Regions from separate parts of the Homo sapiens genome. Here regions 2, 3, 4 and 5 are each linked to region 1. Evidence: chromatin loops called from intact Hi-C (ENCODE). Cell type or tissue: B cell. All regions are shown on one strand.

Region 1 (4,000 bases):
GTGTTCTTCAAAAAATATGGCACGAAATACTAGTTCTTAGAAATGCAAATTGGTTTTTCAGGAAACAAGGGTTTTATGACTGAATGTGCTCATGGAACATTGCATGTTCATGTTAGAGTCCTCCTTTCTGGAGGTTCAAAGCCCTTATTAGGACACTTTATTTTTAATCCAATATTTTCTGGGCTTATTTGAATAGGAAACACTTTTTTTTAAATTAAAAAAGTTGAGAACAAAACACTTATTCATATACTACAGGTCAAAACAATCTTTGGCAAATGCTACACATGTGCACAGATATGGTTTCTTTTGAAAGTTTATGTTAGCTCTGGAAGACCCTAGAGCTCCTTGGCTGCTGCCTGAACCCTGTGACCCGATTCCTTTAAAATTACACTTTTTGGCTGGGCGTGGTGGCTGATGCCTGTAATCTCAGCACTTTGGGAGGCAGAGGTGGGAGGATCACTTGAGCTCAGGAGTTTGAGACCAGCCTAGGCAACATGATGAGACCCTGTCTCTATTAAAAAACAATAACTAGAAAAATTAGACATCTTTTTTTTTTTTTTTTGAGATGGAGTCTTGCTCTGTCGCCCAGGCTGGAGTGCAGTGGCACAATCTCAGCTCACTGCAATCTCTGCCTCCCAGGTTTAAGGAATTCTCAGCTTCAGCCTCCTGAATAGCTGGGATTTCAGGGACGTGCCACCACGCCCAGCTAATTTTTTTGTATTTTTAGTAGAGATGAAGTTTCACCATCTTGGCCAGGCTGGTCTTGAACTCCTGACCTCGTGATCCACCTGCCTCGGCCTCCCAAAGTACTGGGATTACAGGCGTGAGCCACCGCGCTCAGCCGAAAAATTAGCCTTCTTTTTAAAAAGCATGCTGCTTTAATAAACTTATCATTTCCTATGTTTTTTCGTGGTTTGTTTGGAAATTAGCAACTAGCTTTCCTCTTCTGGTTCATCATTGATTAGCCATAAACGGATCCAGAGATTCCTATTGGAACCTGTTTGGGGCCCTCTAGCTCTTCCTCTGCCCACCTACAGGAAGAAGCCTCACAGGTGACTCCACTGTGGACTTGCAGACCCTGGCCCTAAGGGTTCATTCACCATCCCTGATGCTGGGGCGGGGCTGCTCTGAGCTCTGGTTATCTTGTGTACTTGATGACCATGTACAAACTTATGCTCCCCGCCATGATTTCTTTCTAAAGTTATCCGAGAAAGAAATTCTTTTTTTCTTTTCTTTCTTTTCTTTTCTTTTTTTTTTTAGATAGACTTTCGCTCTTGTTGCCCAGGCTGGAGTGCAGTGGTGCGATCTTGGCTCACTGCAACCTCCGCCTTGTGGGTTCAAGCAATTCTCCCGCCTCAGCCTCCCAAGTAGCTGGGATTATAGTAGGCGTGTATCACCACACCCGGCTGATTTTTTTGTATTTTTAGTAGAGATGGAGTTTCACTATGTTGGTCAGACTGGTCTCGAACTCCTGACCTCAGGTGATCCACACACCTCGGCCTCCCAAAGTGCTGGGATTACAGGTATGAGCCATCACGCCCGGATGAGAAGGAAATTCTATCAACGAGGATGTGTGTTAAAAAGTGTCAGAAAACATGAGTTTGAAAAAAGACTTATCACACAGCCAATGCTTTATGTCTCCCTCTTCAGTTTACGTCTGTTTCCTGATAATAATAACAAAACAGTCCTAACAACGTCTGAAGATTGCATTATCTTTTCAGAATCCTTTCACATCCCCTGGCAACCCTAGCTGCTGGACAGGGAGGGTGTCAGCATTGCTTCTTGGTACGTGGGTCCCTGGGCGCAGCGACCTAGCACAGCAGGCGGTGAAGTTAGTTGCGCAGTGAATGGTGCCGGTCTCCGCGTTCTCAGGACTGCTCCGGTTGGGAGATGGAGAGAGGCGAATCAGGACTACGTGGCGCCTCAGGTTCTGGAGGGTTCCTCTACCTCCTCCCTTCCTCCCATTCTCCGCACTTAAAATGAGACACGGATTCCTTCCCGACCACATACGGGGGGCTTCCCCCAGCATGAAACTTTCAGGTGCTTCTTATAGCTCCCACTCCATTTCACTTTTATGTGTAAAGGGTAGTTGCATATAAAAATGACATTTTAATATCGTAAGTCCCCAGCGGCACCAAAGCTCAAGCTGCCCTTTTTGGTAAACACCTAGCTCCGCCTAGTGGCCACGGGAAAGTGCGTTTTCCCGAGAAAACGCTGCGTGGCTGGCCTGCCCCGCTCTCGGCGGAGGGAGCTCTGGTAACGCTTTGTAAACTGACTCGGCGAGGAGAGCACCTGCCTGAATCACTCCCTTGAAAAAGGCCCAAGTGCAGTTGTTTCCTTTAATGACCTGCGCTATTACAGGCTTTGGATTTTGTGTGTGCGCCAAGAAGAAGGGTAAACAACACACAAACTCTTGAAGGGAAGGTTTCCTTCGGAGAGCGGGGCAGACAACATAAGCCGCACTGTTTGTGAGGGCCGGTGGTTTCGCTTTTATGGCATCAATCAGTTTGTATTGTAATTGATAGGAATCCTGTTCCCACACTGAGTTTTGTTTACTGAGAAAAGATTTGGAGAGTAAAGGGAGGCCCCAGCCCTTAGCCGGAATCCCAGCCAACTCTTCCTCCAGATGAAACAGAAGCAGGAGGACCCCACAGCCAGGCGGAGCCACGCCCGCCCCGAGGAGCACCGGGCTCCATCGCCTTCCCCCAGATTGCAGCGGACCTTGATTTCAAGAAACATTCCCGCCGTGTCAACAGCAGCCCTGTGCAGCGGCTGCCCCGGGCCCCACCCGCTGTGAACCGACGCAATGGCCTTCACTTCAAGGACTGCCCTCTCACACCCGAGCAAGCTGACCTCAGAGGTCTGGGGCAGCCGGGCAGGGGACGCACCACTCTCACCCGCGGGCAGTCCTCTGGGTGGGTTCTGACCGTGACCTGTGAGCTGGACCACGGGACACTTTTGGCATATTCTGCTTGGGTGCGTGGCAGGTCGTGGTGACCATCTTGTCTTACGCGTCATTTTGTCCTTCTACATTGTTCCAGCCACGTGTGTCTGACCTAGAGCTGTGGTGTGGGGAGACTGTCTCTGACTGCGGGGGTTGTGGAGTCTGGGAAATGGGCTCACCTTCCAGACCCTGTAATTCAGCTTTGCCTCCAGGAGCTCCGGACGGAGCTGGCAGCAGAAAGCCACTTGCACATAATGAAACGGTGACCATATGCTGCCTAAATCTCCACGCAGGCTTGTCGTAGCAGCTCCTTGTCACCCAGCTAACAGTAGCTGGACTCGCCTTGCCATAGATGTTCACACCTCTCCCCTCCTGTCCTGTGCCTTTCCTTCTGCGCTCCCGAAATCACAGATCCTTGGTCTGTGCGGGGAAAGACATCTTTGGGCTTCTGCTCTTCATGGATGCGGGTGCTGTGTCAGCCTCCCCCGGCCCTCCTTCCCTCCCCAGCCTCCTCCTTCCCCACCTGTATGCGGTGGGTCCCTGGAAGAGCTCCAAAGCACTTTCTTTCATCCCTCGACTGAGGTTTTATTTTTAATTAGAAAGCCAAGCACACTTTTAACAGCCACAGCCAGACTGAGCAAGCTCTTCTGAAGCAGCGCAAAGGTGGAAGCCTGTGCTGCTGATGTGGCTGGGCTCACGGAAGATGACGGGCTTCCTGCCAGCTTGCACTAGCCTTGGAGGAAACCTTTGTTGTGTAGGAGGCAAATCACCCAGGGCAGTGTTTTCCTAACTTCTTCTGTCCTTAAACAACTGACCACAATCTGTGCCTTCCTCAGGCCCAGGCTTTCCCATCTCTGTCCTGAACACTCTTCACTCCACGGGCTTCAAGGTAATTTTTTCTCCCTGGTGACATCGTCGGTGCCGCCTCCTGCCCCCGGCACACTCGTCCACACACAGAACAGCAGCTTGTTTCTCCATCACTGTGTCATTCCCTTTGAGCCATAATCCTTTCCTTCCTGCCCTCCAGCGGCTTCTGGGATGGATTCTCTCTCGCCC
Region 2 (4,000 bases), 110 kb before region 1:
ACTTCTGGGATGAGAGGGCCACTGGGAAACGAAGGTGCTCGGCCTGCGAGGGTGACAGTTTGTGTCTGCTCTAGAGAGGGTGGAAGGCAAAGATGTAGCCCCAGGGCTTGAGGGCAGCCAGGACCTGCCGCTGGGGGAGCTAAGGAGCCTCAGGCCACCCTGGGCTGGAGAGCCCAGGAGTTCTCAGCCATGGCTAACAGGTGGGTGACACGTTCTGGAGGACTGGGTTGTGCTGTCCAGGCCAGGCTCCTGCTGGTCAGAGGGCCAGCTCCGCTCATGGCCCCAGCCACAGCTCCCTCTGGCTGAAAAGGTGTATGTCCCTCTGGCAGAGACTGCACTGTCCAGGGAGAGGGAAGGTCTGGGCCATGCCAAGAAGGCACTGGGCTTTGTCTGCTGTGGGTGTGGAGCAGAGCTTTCTATTTCTGGCTGGCCTCTTGGGGGTAGAAGCAGTGAGCCCCAGGGTCCAGAGCCATGCTGGCTACAGCTCTGCACCCTCTGACCCCAGCCATGGGATGAGGTCCCCTGGTTGTGCCCAGCATGTATGTGTCCATGGTCCAGCAAGCACAGTGGCTCTGGCTGGCCTTTGTCTATCTCTGTGGCCTTGGAAACTTTGCCCTTCTACTGCCACTCCCAGCAGCTGCCCTGCTGTGGCTGCCCAGCCCAACTTCTCTGCCAAGGGGCTTCCGGGTGCTTCTCACTGCACCCATGCCGCGGCTGGCCACCAACTTCCCTTCTCTATGCTCCAGAGTCTCCACCTTTATCCCCTTTGGACAATCCAGAAGCTGGCTCAGGAGGATGGGCAGACACACTCATTCACCCATCCATTTTTTTCTTACATTTACAATATGCCAGGCCTATCAGGGACCCAGGGAAAACCAGCGCAGCCCAACCCTCAAGGAAGTCACAGTCCTGTGATGGAATCAGACGTAGAAACAGACCGTGCTGAGGCCGCAGGGTAAGGGCTATGACATGGAAGCCAGGGACTCCCCCGCCACCCATCCATCCCCATGAGATTGGAGGTGTCAAGGAAAGCCTCCTGAAGGAGGTGGCACTGTAACTAAGACTTGAAGGAAGAGCAGGAATTTTACCATCAGCTACAGACCTTCATAGAACCCCAAACAGAGAGATGGACTAGGGTGAGGACTGCAAGTTTAGCTTGGTCCTTGAAGGCATGGCCAGATTCTGGAAGCTGCCAGCATTCACAAAGGGGAGAGGCTGCTGAGAACCCCACGGAGGAAGAGTTCAGAGGGCATCTCCTCCCTCTGCTAACAGAAGCTCCCACTGCCACTGGCACCGAGTGGTGCTGGGGATGTATGTGATGGCGTTTTTCCATTCTGGTGCTTCCAGAGCTTCTGTGGACACGCTGCCGTCAGTCACTGACTCTCGGGGAAGGGACCAGTCGGGGGGTTTCTGGGTCAGCTGTGCATTCCTCTGTCAGGCAAGCCTCCCGCTCAGCGCTCTGTGACCCCACACTGCCATGAGGGATTCTTGGTAGCAGAAGGACCCTGGTCACCCTGCCCCGAAGTCTGGGAGAGAAGTCCTGAGAGGCAGCAGGGAGGCTCCCAGATGACCCTGGAGGGCAGTGGCTGTTCCAGTGGCTGAGAAAGTGTCCTCAGGCTGGCAGGAATCCTCCTGCTTTGGATTTAGGCCCGCTCATACTGGGCTAAGGTAGGGCTGATAGTGGGCAGGTTCTAGGGCAGCTGCCCTGTGACCCTTATTGCTGGGGTTGAATTGTGTTCCCTCCCCACCCCCAACAAAAGATGTATCCAAGTCCAGCCCCTGATACTTACATTTGTAACCTTGTTTGGAAATGGGGTCTTTATTGATATAATCAAGGTAAAATGAGGTCATACTGGATTCGTTTGGGCCCTACTTTAGAGACTGGTGTCTTTATAGGAGGAAGATTTGGACACAAATGCAGACATATGGGGGGAGAAGGCCATGTGAGGATGGAGGCAGAGATTGGAGTGTTGCAGCCACAAGGCAAGAATGACAAGGATTGCCAGAAGCCACCACAAACGAGGAGAGAGTGGGAGAGGATCCTCGTCCAGGGCCTGACAAGGAAGCAGGGCCTTGCTGACACCTTGATATTGGACTTTTACCCTCCAGAACTGTGGGAGAACAAACCTGTGTTCAGTCACCCAGTTTATGGTATTGCTGTGGCCGCTACAGGAGACCAACACACTGTATCCCTCCCTGGGTGAACTGCCTTTGGCTTGTGCCTCTGTCCCTTGTCCTAGCAGCCAGGGGTTGGGGGTGTGTCTATCAGTGAGTCACCTGGGGGCCCACACCCAGTGCTTGCTTCCCTTGCTTAGGAATCATTTGTTGATCACCTACCAGGCACCAGGCACAGTGGGGTTATAAACAGGCAGGGCCCAGCTGACACTCAGGCTCGGGGAGGAGAGCATGAGAAACCCAGTGATGTCTGTGGCCCACCCAGGGCAAGCCACTTGGGGGCGCCTGTGAGCAAGTGCAGGGATGCTCTGACCCACGGCATCATGGACCACCAGCGTGGCTGCACGCTGAGGGCGGGCACAGCTGCAGGGGATGCCTGTAAGGCTGGCAGGGGGAGCTTGGTGGGAAACCCTTGGGGTACTCCAGCCCCACTCAGGAACACTGGAGTTCAGCCTGGCTCCTCTGTGTCTCAGGCCGTCTTTGCTCACAATGGTGACCACGCTGGTGATTTCACAAAGTTCACCCCCCAAAGATGACCCTGGGAGAGGTCAGTGGCCTGTCCTGGGTCGCACAGCTCCCCTGTGGGTATTTAAACCCAGGCCTCATCCCCTGAGCAGAGAGCTCTTTTTCCCGGGACCTTTGCTGTCAAGGTGTGTTCTGGCTCTGGCTCTAGGATGGTGCCAGTGCATTCTGATAGCCACATCTGTGTGATTTCAAAGTGCCAGAGTGAATGGAGGGGAACAGCCAGTCTGCACCAGAGAACCGTACACCCTAGATTCTCTCACTCTGAAAGTGCTGACAACCATGGCAGCCACTTCCTCCAGAGCCGAAACAAGCCCCATGGCTGGACCTGGGAGCAGTCTTTGTTGGGGCAGGGGGCCACTGCCCACAGGGCTTGTAAGAATCTGAGGCTGCTCAGGGTGGGCTCAGGTTCCAGGTGACACCACACAGGAAGTAATAGGGCCTATGGGGAGACCCCCTTTCAGCTATTGAATGTGGGCTGTGACCAGGCGTAGTGGCTCATGCCTGTAATCCCAGCACTTTGGGAGGCCGAGGTGGGAGGATCACTTGAGCCTGGGAGTTCAAGACTAGCCTGGGCAACATAGGAAGATCCCGTCTCTACTGAAAATTAATACAAAAGAATAAAAAAAAAAAATGAATGCAGGCTGTCACCAGGGGGGCTGGCTGTGTTAGGCGCAGTGCAGGGGGAGAGGAAAGCCCTGCTGTGAGCGGAAGGGGAAGCCTGAGGCAAGGACCGAGGGCCCGGGGGCCTGGGGCGGGGCTGCTGCTGCCCTCTGTCCTCCTGGAGGTGGTCCCTCTGGAGGCCCCTTTGCCTCCCCACCAGGAAGTGCTCCTGAATTGTCCCCCGCCTCAGCACCTGGGTCACATCTCAGTCTCAGCTTGTGCTAAATTCCTCATTCTTCCTACCCTGCCCCCTCCACCTTATTAGATCCGCCACACACGTGGCTCAGACCTTCTTCCTCTGTGTGCTCACTGGCCCTGGAGCAGTCTTAGAAATTACCCTCCTGAATATAAAAGTTAGACATGCTCATTGTAGAAAAATGGTTCAATACAGAAAAGTCGAAAAATAAAGCACCGGTGTCACTTTGGCTTATTTTCTTCCAGACTTCTCTTTCCCACACACCTTAACAGAGTGTTTCAGGCCGCATTTCCCTCTTAGCCCCTGTCTTGCCTCCCCCAGCTCCACTTAGTATAATATTGAGTTTTCTTGGACTCAGTATTCAAAGAATTTACTCAATATTCAATATTCAAAGAATTTACCAAATTCTGTGTAAAACATCTTTTTAAAAGACTGCCTAGGCAG
Region 3 (4,000 bases), 84 kb before region 1:
CTCCACAGCAGACCAGGGTGACAGTGACACCTGGGCATGGTCCCAGTCAGAGCAGCTGGAAGCTGGTGGGAGTTAAGTTTTCCCTGTAGCCCTCTGGCTGCAGGACATGGGATGCCTTTGCTGAATGTCCTCTGAGGGGCTGGCTTGGGACAGGGGGATGACCTGCGCAGAAAGCCCAGGGAAAATTTCCCTTTTGGCCGGATTTGTGGATTTGCTCATATCAACTTCTTCACAAGGAATCCACAGCCCACCTGGCCCTTGTGCCAGCCTCATTGCCCACCATTACCCCTTGGCCCCAGTCTCTAAATGAAGAGCACGCTGTCACCTCTACAATAGCCTCCTCCCATCTCCCTGCCCCCCCCCACTGCCAGCACACACATACCAGTGCAGTAGTATGCCCGTGGGCATGGACTTGAGTCACCCCAGCCCAGGTGCGAGTCCAGACTCTGTGAACTTGACAGATGACTTAGTTTCCAGCCCCGATCTGTGAAATGGAGATAACCTCCCAAAACTGTGACAGCAAAAGGAAACAATGTAGGAAACCTACAATGCCTCCATTATTTCCCCCCAGTGGTGGCTGTTAACTGCCTCTCAGCAGCAGATTGTGTGTCCCCTCCCTCGGGTCCCACAGGGTATCATCCTGTTTGCTCATCTGACTCTCTGGACTCCCTGTGACTTTCTCAAGGACAGGGACCCATCTCTTATCTCTGTTAGCAGTTTCCAGCACAGGCTCGTACATGGTAAGTGAATCTGGAAAGTGCATGCGGGCAGGAAGACAGGAGCTGATGTGACATCTCCTGTGGGCTGAGCAGCGAGCACGGGAACCTTCCTGAGACAAAGCAGCTTGTCTGAAGCTCACAGGTCCCAGTGTTACAGGGAGGTGCTGACAGTTCCCAGTGTTACAGGGAGGTGCTGCTGGGCTCGCATGAGGACCTCCTGGAGCGTGACAGCCCCTCACGCTCGCACGTGGCTTAATATTTCAAAGCACGATATCATCTGGAGCTGACTTCAGAGACAGAGGTGGCAAAGCACTAACCTCATTTGACAGATGGGGAAACAGGCCCAAGACCCACAACCATGGTTCTCTGCTAACTCTGCAGCTGCATACTTTCCACAGGGCCCTGCTGTTGGCCAGGTGGGCGTCCCTGCCCTGTTTATCAGCTCAGTCCAGTGAGAATGGCTCCCTGAAGAGCCAGACTCTGGCTGGGACCCCTTGAGACTTAGGCTCCTGTTTTAGCAGCTTTTTCCTTCCTTAACCCGTGTATTCATTTAACAAATACATATCAAGCATCTTCCCTGTGCCCCAGGTCCTTGTCCTGGATACACATGTAGCAATGAACTCTTCAGGTGGCTTCTCCTGTGCTGGTCCCTTCTCAGTTCAGGTGTCACCTCCTTCAGGGTCACCTCCTTGACTACCCCACCCAAAGTCATTCTCTCACTTGCGTCTCCTTATTTCTCCTTTTTTTATATGGTCACTTTAGAAAAAGCTGGAAAACGCAGACTCGTTTAAAGAAAGAAAATGCTGTAGTCTTAGCACCTACAGAAGATCACTGTGAACATTTTACTGTGTTTTTCCTTCCAGTCGGTCTACTCGGCAAAGAGATGTCATCCTCCACATACCCATTTGATTCTGCTTTTTTACTTATGGTTAATTCTAAAACTCACTTCACATTTTAACGTCTCTGGATCTTGCACTGTACAGTGGCTGATGTTTTACAGGCACTGTCAGCTGGTGTTAACATTCAGTTCTTTCTAGAGGTGGTTGTATTTGTTTCTGCCAGTCACCTGGGGGCACTGCCAACTTGACATAACCTTAAACTTAAATTCAGTTACAGCATTTGCTTGAGGTGTTTCCAGACCATATGTTTGTGCAAATTCAGACTCAAACCAGCATGAGTACTGGCTTGTGCACGTCCTCAGGGGCAGTTTTGTTCCCTCCCTGCATCCGGGTCCATGGCTGGGACACTGGCTCTTTCTGCCTGACGAGGCTGTTTATCATTCTCCTCCCACCAAAGAAATAGCCCTTTAGGATCCCAGCTTTACTTAGACGTCCCTTATTAAATAACCATTCTGGGTATTTTTTTCTTCCTTAAAGGTACGTGAAATGGTGGTGTGTTCTCTAATCAACAGTGTCTTAAATGTGATGAAATGCCATAGATAGAAACACTTCTCAGATTTCCATAAACATGTGAGCATGTTTTCAGTGGCCCCACAATATTACATTAAGGGTAGTGCAATACTTTACTCACCCATTGCATTGTGTATTTGAGTTAGTTTCATTCTTTTATGAAATGAAGGGACTGCGCTCTATCTTACGGCTTCTTTGCATCCAGATTGTTTTTAAGGGTAGATTCTCAGACACAGACATGCCATGGTGAAGGAATGAATACAGTAGTCCCCCCTTATCTGAGGTTTATCTTTCCAAGTTTTCATTTACCTGCAGTACACCGAGGTTTGAAAATATTAAATGGAAAATTCCAGAAATAACTCCTAAATTTTAAATGACACTCTGTTCTGAGTAGCGTGACAAAATCTTGCTCCATCTAGCCTGGGACGTGACCCCTCTCTTTGTCCAGCATCTTCACACCGGGCGTGCTCCCTGGGCGATCACATCAGCTGCCGCCAGATCACTGTCCCTCTGTTCAGGTCACCCGTGTTTGACTTAATAATGGCTCCAAAGCACAAGAGTACTGTGCCTAATTTACAAATTAAACTCTATCGTAGGTGTGTATGCACAGGGAAATACATAGTGTGTATAGGGGTTTGGTACTATCTGCGGCTTTGGGCATCTACTGGGGGTCTTGGAACATATCCCCTATGGATAAGGGGGGACAACTTCATTCTAAAGACCCTTGACACATAAAGCCTAGTGTGTCTTTTTTTTTCCTTTTTTTTTTTTTTTTTTTTTTTAGATGGAGTCACTCTGTCACCCAGGCTGGAGTGCAGTGGACTGATCTCGGCTCACTGCAATCTCCACTTCCTGAGTTCAAGCAATTCTCCTGCCTCAGCCTCCTGAGTAGCTGGGTGGTACAGGTGCACCACTATGCCTAGCTAATTTTTGTATTTTTAGTAGAGATGGGGTTTCACCATCTTAGCCAGGTTGGTCTCAAACTCCTGACCTCAGGTCATCTGTCAGCCTTGGCCTCCCAAAGTGCTGGGATTCCAGGCGTGAGCCACTGTGCCCAGCCTTTTATTCTGTTTTCTGTGTTATCTTTGAGGAAATGGAGTCAGTGCCACCCCGAGTTGTGGTGTGAGTCTGCTTGTATTGATAGCAGCTGGCAGAGCTTATTTAGAAAACTCCACAGGGTTGAAGAATTAAAGAGGCTGAAATCAAAGGTAGACTCAAGTATAGGGCTGTATAATATTAAAAGTCAACTAAAAACAGGGCTAGTGTTGACATGTTTGTGAGTGTGCAAATGCAGAAGTCAGGGTTTTCCGCGTCAGATCACAGCCTTCAAATGTTATGAACAACACAGTGAGCATTGGGATCATTTAATTTGAGGCATTCACATATAATTAAATATAATTAATTCAAACTAATATTTTGTGGAGGTGAGTGGGAAGCTTCCTGAATTATGGAATTAGGCAATCCAGGTATCAATTGTACTTAAGTTGACATTACTAAAATATTTTCAAAAGTTTTCATGTACAATTTAAGTTTTTTCCCCAGTCTTATTTGCACTCTTAATTTACTCAGCAAAACATTTTTTTCTTGGACAAAGGTCATTCCCAGCCCGGCTCTCACCTGGCTTTGTCATAAATTCCAAGAGAGTGTGATGTGGACAAATGATGTGCTTCCTGCGTCAGAAACAGACGTTTGTAAAATTGTAATCCTAATTTCACTCTGGGTTGCCTTTCATTCTTCCATTGCCAGGTGCAAAGCAGCAAAAAAGTAAAATAAAATAAATGCCTCTGCACGCCACTGAGAGCCAGGCCCTGGAGTTACCCCATGAACAGTGTGGGGCTCCTGACTTAAAGGGGCATCCAGCAGTATAGCAGG
Region 4 (4,000 bases), 610 kb before region 1:
TTTAATCCTCACAACACTGCAATGGGGAGATTGTCTGCTTTGCAGATGAGAAAAATGAGACTTATGGAAAGGTTAAGGGTTAAGAACTTACCTACAGTTGCACCCACCATCGGGCCATGTTTCAAAAGGCAGCATCAACTGCAAAGGCCATGATCTTTTCTCTTTACTTCTGCCTCCCAGATTCAATGACAAGACCTGGCCTATGGTAAAATGGAAACACCATTTTGTAGGTCTCCTGGCTCCTAGGCAAGTGTCACTTCACTAAAGGCAGTTTTTCCTGCAGATTTCTGTCCTAGGAGATCCACATGGCTTTGTTTTTCTCTGCAGCTGTCCCGGCCTCTTTCATGAATAGGTAACCTTGCTTTTTCTGGCTGTTTTGAGATCTTTACATGCATGCATTTGCAATTCCCTCAGGCCAGGCCTGTGCTGGCAACCGCGATCACAGGGAGGACGCTGTCCCTAAAAGGCTCACAGCCTTCTCTTCTCTGATTCGCCACAGGTCTGACTGATCCTGGGGACAAGAGAGCCAAGGACAGAGCTGGAGGCAGGAGGGCAGGAATGTGTGGTGACCTGGTAGTTCTGAAACAGCAGGTTATTCCTCCCCCATCCCTCCCACCTCCTTTTCCCTTTATTCCTTTTTTCTCCCTATTTAAGGTGCTGTGTCCTTTGCCCCAGGGAAGAGGTATGAGAGCAGAAAGCAGAAAAAAGGAGTTGCTTCCTGGCTTTTGTTTTCCAAGCCTTCCTAGAGCCATAGGGGAACAGAAAGTTACTTGGGCTTGGACAAAAGATCTAGGAGAAAACAACAGGAGCAAAAGAGAGGAAGTTGAGCCAGGCTAAGGTTCCTGGGGCTGGGTGAAGGGAAAAAGGTGAAAAGCGGGTTCTGGGTCCTGCCTCCTAACTGAGGCCCTGGGAGGTGGCAGGACCGCGAGTGGGTTGAGGGGATTGAGAGCAGAGGGAGCCTGGCCCTCATTTCCCTAGGGGGTCGGGGGAGCCCAGTTGGGGGTGGGGTGCGGAGAGCTGAATAGAGCTCTCCTTACCTGTTCTTTCAGAAAGTCCGGTGTCCCAGCGCAGTGACAAGGCCACAGAGGGGTTCCAGTGAATCCCAGTGTAACCGCCCAATGGGTTCACCTTGCTGGCTGCCTAGACAGAGCCGGTTTATCAAGACAGGAGAACTGCAATGGAGAAAGAGGAATTCACGCAGAGCCAGCTGGGCGGGAGACCGGGAGTTTTATTATTACTGAAGTCAGTCTCTATTATTACTAAAATCAGAGTTTTTAAAGATAATTTGGCAGATAGGAAGGCTTGGGAAGTGGGGAGTGCTGATTGGTCAGATTGGAGAGGGAATCAGAGAGGATCAAAGTGAGCTTTTCTTGCTGTCTTCTGTTCCTGGGTGGGACAGCAGAACAGGTTGAGTCAGATTACCGGTCTAGTTTCTCAGCTGATCCATCCAGTGCAGGGTCTGCAGAATATCTCAAGCACGGATCTTAGGTTTTACAGTAGTGATGTTATCCTCAGGAGCAATTTGGGGAAGTTCAGACTCTTGGAGCCGGAGGCTGCATGACCCCTAAACTGTAATTTCTAATCTTGTAGCTAATTTGTTAGTCCTGCAAAGCCAGGCTGGTCCCCAGGCAAGAACTGATTTTGTTTCATAGCCAAACCATGAACTGAATTCCTTCCCAAAGTTAGTTTGGCCTATGCCCAGGAATGAACAAGGACAGCTTAAATGTTAGAAGCAAGATGGAGTCGGTTAGGTCTGATTTCTTTCACTGTCATCATTTCCTCAGTTATAATATTGCAAAGGCAGTTTCACCAATGTAACAAGTGAAGGGGTCCCACCATCAGGAATGTGGGGCCTCTCATGGGGACTCCTTGGCTGCTGGCTGCTGGCTGCTGGCTGCTGCCCAGGAACATCTCAGCAGTGAGTGAGATGGTGCTTATGAGGACAGATGACAAAGAGGATTGGTGGCTCCTATGTCTTGGCACTACATAAGAGTTCCTTTGTTCACCCACCTTGCTCTAGGACATAATCCCAGGGAAAGGGCAGGAGAGAACCCTGAAATGACTAAAATTAAGTTACTACCACTTTTTGATGGAATTGGAGTTCAAAATAAAAATGTAAAAATTAATGCAAAATAAAGTTACTTTTCTTATTCACCTGAGTCAGAGACAAGCAAAAATGCCATGGGATCAGGGGAAAAGGGCATAAAGATTGCACTGGGTGGTTGGGGAGTGTGATTGCAGAAGGCTTCCTGGAGGAGGTGAGGCTGAATTGAACATTTTAAGGTTCTTGATATGTATGCCGATTTAAATTTCCAATAGTGTCAGACCTCCTGCTCTAACCAAAACAGTCCTCTATCCCAGGGATGTCATCCCTTGGATGCTCAAAGCCCTGTGGGAACTTCTCAGGGGGCTGGTACCAGAGCCTGGGTGCATACTATCCTCAGAGTGGCCAATTCCTGTGACCGGGCAGGAGCCCGCTGGGCACTGTTTCCCGCAGATGCCCTATCTGGCCAGCAGGGGGAGCAAGCTCACCGTGGCCCAGGGCGTGGCCGGCTCAGCAGGAGCCCCCGGGAGAAGGGCCGGTGGAAGCCCAGAGAGCTAGGAGCGCCTCCTCGCTTTACTAGCCTGCTAGGGAGTGGCACCTTTGTCACCGTTAGACTTTTATCCCTCAGCCCTCAGCCCTGGGCCCAGCCCTGCATTTTCCTCTAGAACAGTTCTTTTGGGTGCTACTCCTGACTTGTAACTGGACAAAGAAAGTAGGAGTTGATGGCACATCATGGTTTCCAGGGACCTCTTGGGACAGCTGGGAGCGAGGCTGGGCCTCTGGGGTTTCTCGCCTGAACTCTCCAAGCCTGTGGCCTGTGGAGAGGCCCCATCCACTGAGTCATGTAAAATGGCAGATGTTGACAAATAATTATGGGCAAAGATGCCCATCACACTCATTGAGCAGGGGCCATTCCAAATGTCCCTTCATACTACTACTGATAATAACTTGTAGTCCCACCGTATGATGAAATGTCATTTAGCAGTTAAAAACCCTGGCGTCCAGGGATATTTAATGACATGGGATAGTGCTCACATATAATGTGGATGTTTTTCTCCATTCGTTCTTCCAGAATCATGCTCTGCCCTGCCCCGCACCCCAGGAGGTTGGTCCCATGCTCCGGATCACCCCGACTCCCTTCCCCTCTGGCTCCAAGCTGGATTCAGCCCACAGGAGACACCAGCAGAAGATGGAAGGCTGGGAGGAGAGGCTGGGATCTGTCTCCTCCACTCTCTGCCTGTCTCAGGGCCTCCAGGACTGCAGCTTCCACTGGGCAGCCTCCCCTTGATCCTAAGGGTGGTAACAGCTTCCTGCTATTGCCAGCTGCTGGGTGCCTCAACATCCTTTGTTGGTTTCCTTAAACTTGTCCACATCTCTGTAAATCATCCTTTACTAAATAGCCCTTCATCTGAAGCATCAGTATGAATGCCATTCCTGCCAGGACTCTGACCAATGCACATGGTAAGTGAAAAGAGAAAAATACAGAACTTTGTATTTAAAAAAAGGCAGATACTTTATCTGTATTATTTCACTAAACCCTCACAGCAATGCAGTGGAATGCAGCCGAAAGGAGTGTTGACACCAGATTCAAATTTAGAAAGCATTTGAAAGCATGGTCTAATAATGTCTCCATGGAAGAGGAAGAACATGCTGACAAAGGAAGTGAAGAAGGTACTCTAGACATTTATTCCATTTAGAAGCTGCCATAAGTTACTACCAGATTGTATTTTTTTAATGCATAATATTTTAACTCTTAAGAATGTACTTCTGGGCCAGGCATGTTGTCTCACGCCTGTAATCCCAGCAGTTTGGGAGGCTGAGGTGGGTGGATCACGAGGTCAGGAGATTGAGACCATCCTGGCCAACATGGTGAAACCCCGTCTGTACTAAAAATACAAAAATTAGCTGGGCGTGGTAGCGCATGGCTGTAATCCCAGCTACTTGGGAGGCTGAGGC
Region 5 (4,000 bases), 670 kb before region 1:
AGAGAGACTCCATCTCAAAACAAAAAAAAAAAAGGAAAAAAAATCATAAATTGCCAAGATTAGCCTTCCGCAGTCTCTGTATCCAGTTCCAAAGGATCCATGGCCCTCTTGTGCCACAGGCTGGCATTCACTGTGAGACCATGGCAATCCCCACACAGAAAACAGCCCTGCTCCAGATACACAATGGGTAGATCAGAATATTGTTGGATGATGAAAGAAGAAACTTAGAGTGACTACATTTTTGCTAATTTGCTTATTTAATAGCTCTTCAAAACCATAAGATATCAAAGAAGTAGCCTGGTGCCTTTTCATTAGACTCTGCCTGGCCAATCGCTGACTCCTGAGCCCTTGAATTCGCTTCTTCAGTTCACTATCCTTATAAATACAGCTAAGTGAGTGATTGGTGAACAGATGTGACTGGTGTCCCAAAATGATTATCATCAGCTGTCAAACAAAGTTCCAATCCTCTGATCCAGAATGAGGCCCACCCCAAGGTGGCAGAGCCCTGGCATGGCTCCAAGAGTGGCCAAGAAACCTGAGCTCTGCCACCAACCAAGATCAGTAGGTGATCTTTACACACACCCCAGCTCCCACTCGGGTAACCTGGATCCTCTGACTCAGAAACTCACCAGGGAGGCTACATGACCTCCAGGAGTCATGTGACCTCAGCCATGCCCCTTGGCCAACTCTCTGGGCCCAGTCCTCTTGTCAGTAAGACAAGGGGATTGGACTTGTTGCAAAGGCCATTCTCAGCGTTGATGTTTTAATTTTAGTAAGAGTACAAGAGCTCACCCAACTTGTAGTGTACAAGTGCAGCCGTCCCATCCACCCACATCCACCCACACCTCCCCAGGTATTTGAGGAGATAGTTGGAATCTGGGTTGTGACCCCAGAACACTGAATTTGACTTCCTCCTTCATCATCTTCATTGAAGGGCTTCATTGGTAAGCTCTTCCTGAACTAAGCCAAATGCAGCTGTACGTCATCTACGTCAAGGCTTTCCCATGTGCCGTCCCCTTGGGGTCACTTCCTTAGGGCTTCTCTACTCCTCTCCTTTGCCTGAAGATTAGCATGCGGTAAACAAAAAGCACCCAGCATAGGATTTGGGACATGGCAAGAGCTCAAAAATATGCTTCTTTCCAATTATTATACTTCATCCTTTCCTCAACCACCCTATTGCCATCTGAAAACCAGCATCCTTGTTCTACATTTTTAGCATATTTCTAGAATGTCAAATCTCCAGAACTGGCGGGAACAATGGCATGGAAGAGAGAAGGAAAGCTTTGGCATGGGAGAGACCTGCCTCCATTGTACACTGGATGTATCACCAGTTCAGTCCTTGGGCGAGCTACGTACTAATGAAGCCCTTCGAGCAATAATCTCCTCCTCTCTGAGGGAGAGGCAGTGATGGCATCCTCACATTTGTGTGTGTGTGAGGATAAAAGTGCAATGATCTTGTGAAGCATCTAGCATCATGCCTGGTGCATGCTTAGTAACTCTTCTCTCACTTCTACCCTCCTTCCCCGCCCACTAAGCGGCGCAGTCACTCCATCGCCACCAGATGGCGATAGTCCGTCACCACATTGACAGACTGCCTCATTTTGCTGCGGGGTGAGGATGCTTCAGAACTGACCTATGCAGTCAGTAAACCGGGTCTGGGGTGCTGTCAGCACACTGAATAAGAAAAATGAGGAATGGTGAGAAGTGGCGACCCGCTGACCATGTCCACCCGTTGTCAGCGTGTACCGTTCTTGAGAATCAAGAAAAAGCATCCTATTTTCTTTCCAAAGCAATGTCCTTGGAAAAAAATCTCCCGAGGCTGTTCTTTCAACAAGCAGTGAGAATGCAGTTACCTTGGGCTTGAATAACCATGAATTAAACATGAACTCTCCATGAATTAAAGAAAACTCTCGAACCATGAGTTGTTACTTTCAGCTTATGTGCCTGAGTGCTCTTGTTGGGCCAGTTTGTTTCTAAATAAACTGCAGTTGCATAACAGCTCATAAAATCAAGGGAGGATTCTGTATCTATCTTCTTAGCATGGATTTCCACGGGATGTAAGACTCTAGGTCATGTTTTTATTTCTGAAAACAGGTACAAAATAAGAAGTGTAATTCCTTTTTTAAGTTCTGTCTTAGTTCGTTTGGGCAGCTATAATAAAATACCATAGATGTAATTTATGAACAACTGAAATTTATTTCTCAGTTCTGGAGACTGGGAAGTCCGAGATCAAGGTGCCAGTAGACTTGGTGTCTGGTGAGGGCCAGCTTCCTGGTTCCTACATGGTTGTCTTCTCACTGTGTCCAAACATGGCAGAAAGGGGAAGGGAGCTCTCAGGCCTTTTTTTTTTTTTTTTTTTTTTTTTTAGATGAGATATCACTATCTTCCACGCTGGAGTGCAGTGGCATAATCATAGCTCACTGCAGCTTCAAACTCCTGGGCTCAACTGATTATCCTTCCTCAACCTCCCAAGTAGCTGGGATTATAGGTGTGCATCATCATGCTCAGCCAATTTTATTTATTTATTGTAGAGATATGGTTTTGCTACATTGCCCAGGCTGGTGTTGAACTCCTGGCCTCAAGCAATCCTCCCACCTCAGCCTCCCAAAGTGCTGGGATTACAGAAGTGGAGCCACTGCACCCAGCTTCTCAGGCCTCTTTGATAGGCACTAATCCTATTCATGAGGGCTCCACCCCTATGACCTAACCCACCTCCCAAAGGCTCCATCTCCAAATACCATCACATTGGGGGTTAAGTTCTTGTTATTTTTAATGTAAATAGGGATAGGGTCTTGCTATGTTGCCCGGGCTGATCTCAAACTCCTGGCCTCAAGTGATCCTCCCACCTCGGCCTCCCAAAGTGTTGGGATTACAGGTGTGAGCCACTGCACCTGGCCTGGGAGTTATGTTTCAACGTGAATTTGGGGAGAACACAAAATTCAGTCCATAGCAACTTCCTATAAATCCATTAATGATATTCCAACTTTGCAGCCATTTTGCTTGAATAAATTAGCTCCTATTACTTACGAGGTTTGCCTTGTATCTTTTGCCCCTGACAACTGTTTGTTGTTAAACCATGCAATATAGTTAGTGTTTATTTATTCCAAGTCATTTTTGTATTCGTAATAATCGAAGCAGCTCATTTATTTCTTTACTCTTCAGTAAATTCAGAGATAACTTGTTAAATCTCTTTGGACTTCCATAAAATCAGAGAGTCAGTGACAACTGAAGAAATTATCTAACCCAATAGTTCCCAGACTTTCTGATTTCATAGATGAGTGAAATGTCCAGAAGAACTTTGGGAACTGTCTTGGCATTGTCAGGGTTTTACTTTGTCAAGTAAGGACATTAAATATATATATGATTTTTTAGATGGAGTCTCACTCTGTCACCCAGGCTGGAGTGCAGTGGCACGATCTCAGCTCACTGCAACCTCCGCCTCCCAGGTTCAAGCGATTCTCTGCCTCAGCCTCCTGAGTAGCTAGGACTACAGGCGTGGGCCACCACACCTGGCTAACTTTTTGTATTTTTAGTAGAGACAGGGTTTCACTATGTTGGCCAGGTTGGTCTCGAACTCCTGACCTCAAGCAATCCGCCCACCTCAGCCTCCCAAAGTGCTGGGATTACAGGCGTGAGCCACCGTGACTGGCCAGGACATTAAAATTAAACAAAGCAACAGCCAGAAACATTGGTTTATGCCTATAATCCCAGCACTTTGGGAGGCCAAGGCAGGAGGATCACTTGAGGTCAGGAGTTCAAGACCAGCCTGGACAACATGGTGAAACCTCGTCTCTACTAAAAATACAAAAATTAGTTAGGTATGGTGGCGGGCACCTGTAATCCCAGGTATTCAGGAGGCTGAAGCAGGAGAATCGCTTCAACCCGGGAGGCAGAGCTTGCAGTGAACCAATATTATGCCACTGCACTCCCGCCTGGGCAGTGAAACAAGACTCCATCTCAAAAGAAAATAAACAAAAATTTAAAAAATAAATAAAAGCAA

The links. A loop is a pair of places that touch in the nucleus more often than their neighbours do. Peaks named below come from ENCODE experiments on the same cell type or tissue, not always from the same donor. Only the 100,000 strongest peaks of a DNase experiment are listed, where the experiment ranks them.
Region 2: it touches region 1 in a loop (23-fold over the local background); 19 of 110 quality-filtered maps call a loop at or near these places.
Region 3: it touches region 1 in a loop (12-fold over the local background); 44 of 110 quality-filtered maps call a loop at or near these places.
Region 4: a loop joins it to region 1, with 31 times the contacts of the local background. A loop is called at or near these places in 24 of 110 quality-filtered maps.
Region 5: it touches region 1 in a loop (14-fold over the local background); 9 of 110 quality-filtered maps call a loop at or near these places.

What each region holds. Positions count from the first base shown.
Region 1 is chr2:120,311,166-120,315,165 of GRCh38, forward strand. No RefSeq gene overlaps it. Among named protein-coding and RNA genes, the nearest start is that of INHBB, 33 kb to the right of the region's middle. RefSeq lists an enhancer at 2,250-2,773. In B cell, CTCF peaks have their summits at 2,197 (motif pointing left) and 2,396; a DNase peak (open chromatin) is centred at 2,176; H3K4me3 peaks cover 865 bases; H3K27ac peaks cover 445 bases; H3K27me3 peaks cover 1,574 bases.
Region 2 is chr2:120,203,987-120,207,986 of GRCh38, forward strand. No RefSeq gene overlaps it. Among named protein-coding and RNA genes, the nearest start is that of TMEM185B, 17 kb to the right of the region's middle. In B cell, no CTCF peak of the experiment used is centred here; a DNase peak (open chromatin) is centred at 2,445.
Region 3 is chr2:120,226,929-120,230,928 of GRCh38, forward strand. No RefSeq gene overlaps it. Among named protein-coding and RNA genes, the nearest start is that of TMEM185B, 5.5 kb to the left of the region's middle. In B cell, no CTCF peak of the experiment used is centred here; no DNase peak of the experiment used is centred here.
Region 4 is chr2:119,700,504-119,704,503 of GRCh38, forward strand. It overlaps a transcript of TMEM177 not described here. Among named protein-coding and RNA genes, the nearest start is that of TMEM177, 23 kb to the left of the region's middle. RefSeq lists enhancers at 1-904, 158-763, 764-1,370, 1,371-1,976, 2,584-3,188. In B cell, CTCF peaks have their summits at 2,484 (motif pointing right) and 2,684; a DNase peak (open chromatin) is centred at 2,528; H3K27me3 peaks cover 1,014 bases.
Region 5 is chr2:119,640,194-119,644,193 of GRCh38, forward strand. All of the region lies in intron 21 of CFAP221 (cilia and flagella associated protein 221), which reads left to right. Among named protein-coding and RNA genes, the nearest start is that of TMEM177, 37 kb to the right of the region's middle. In B cell, CTCF peaks have their summits at 1,586 (motif pointing right) and 1,799; a DNase peak (open chromatin) is centred at 1,568.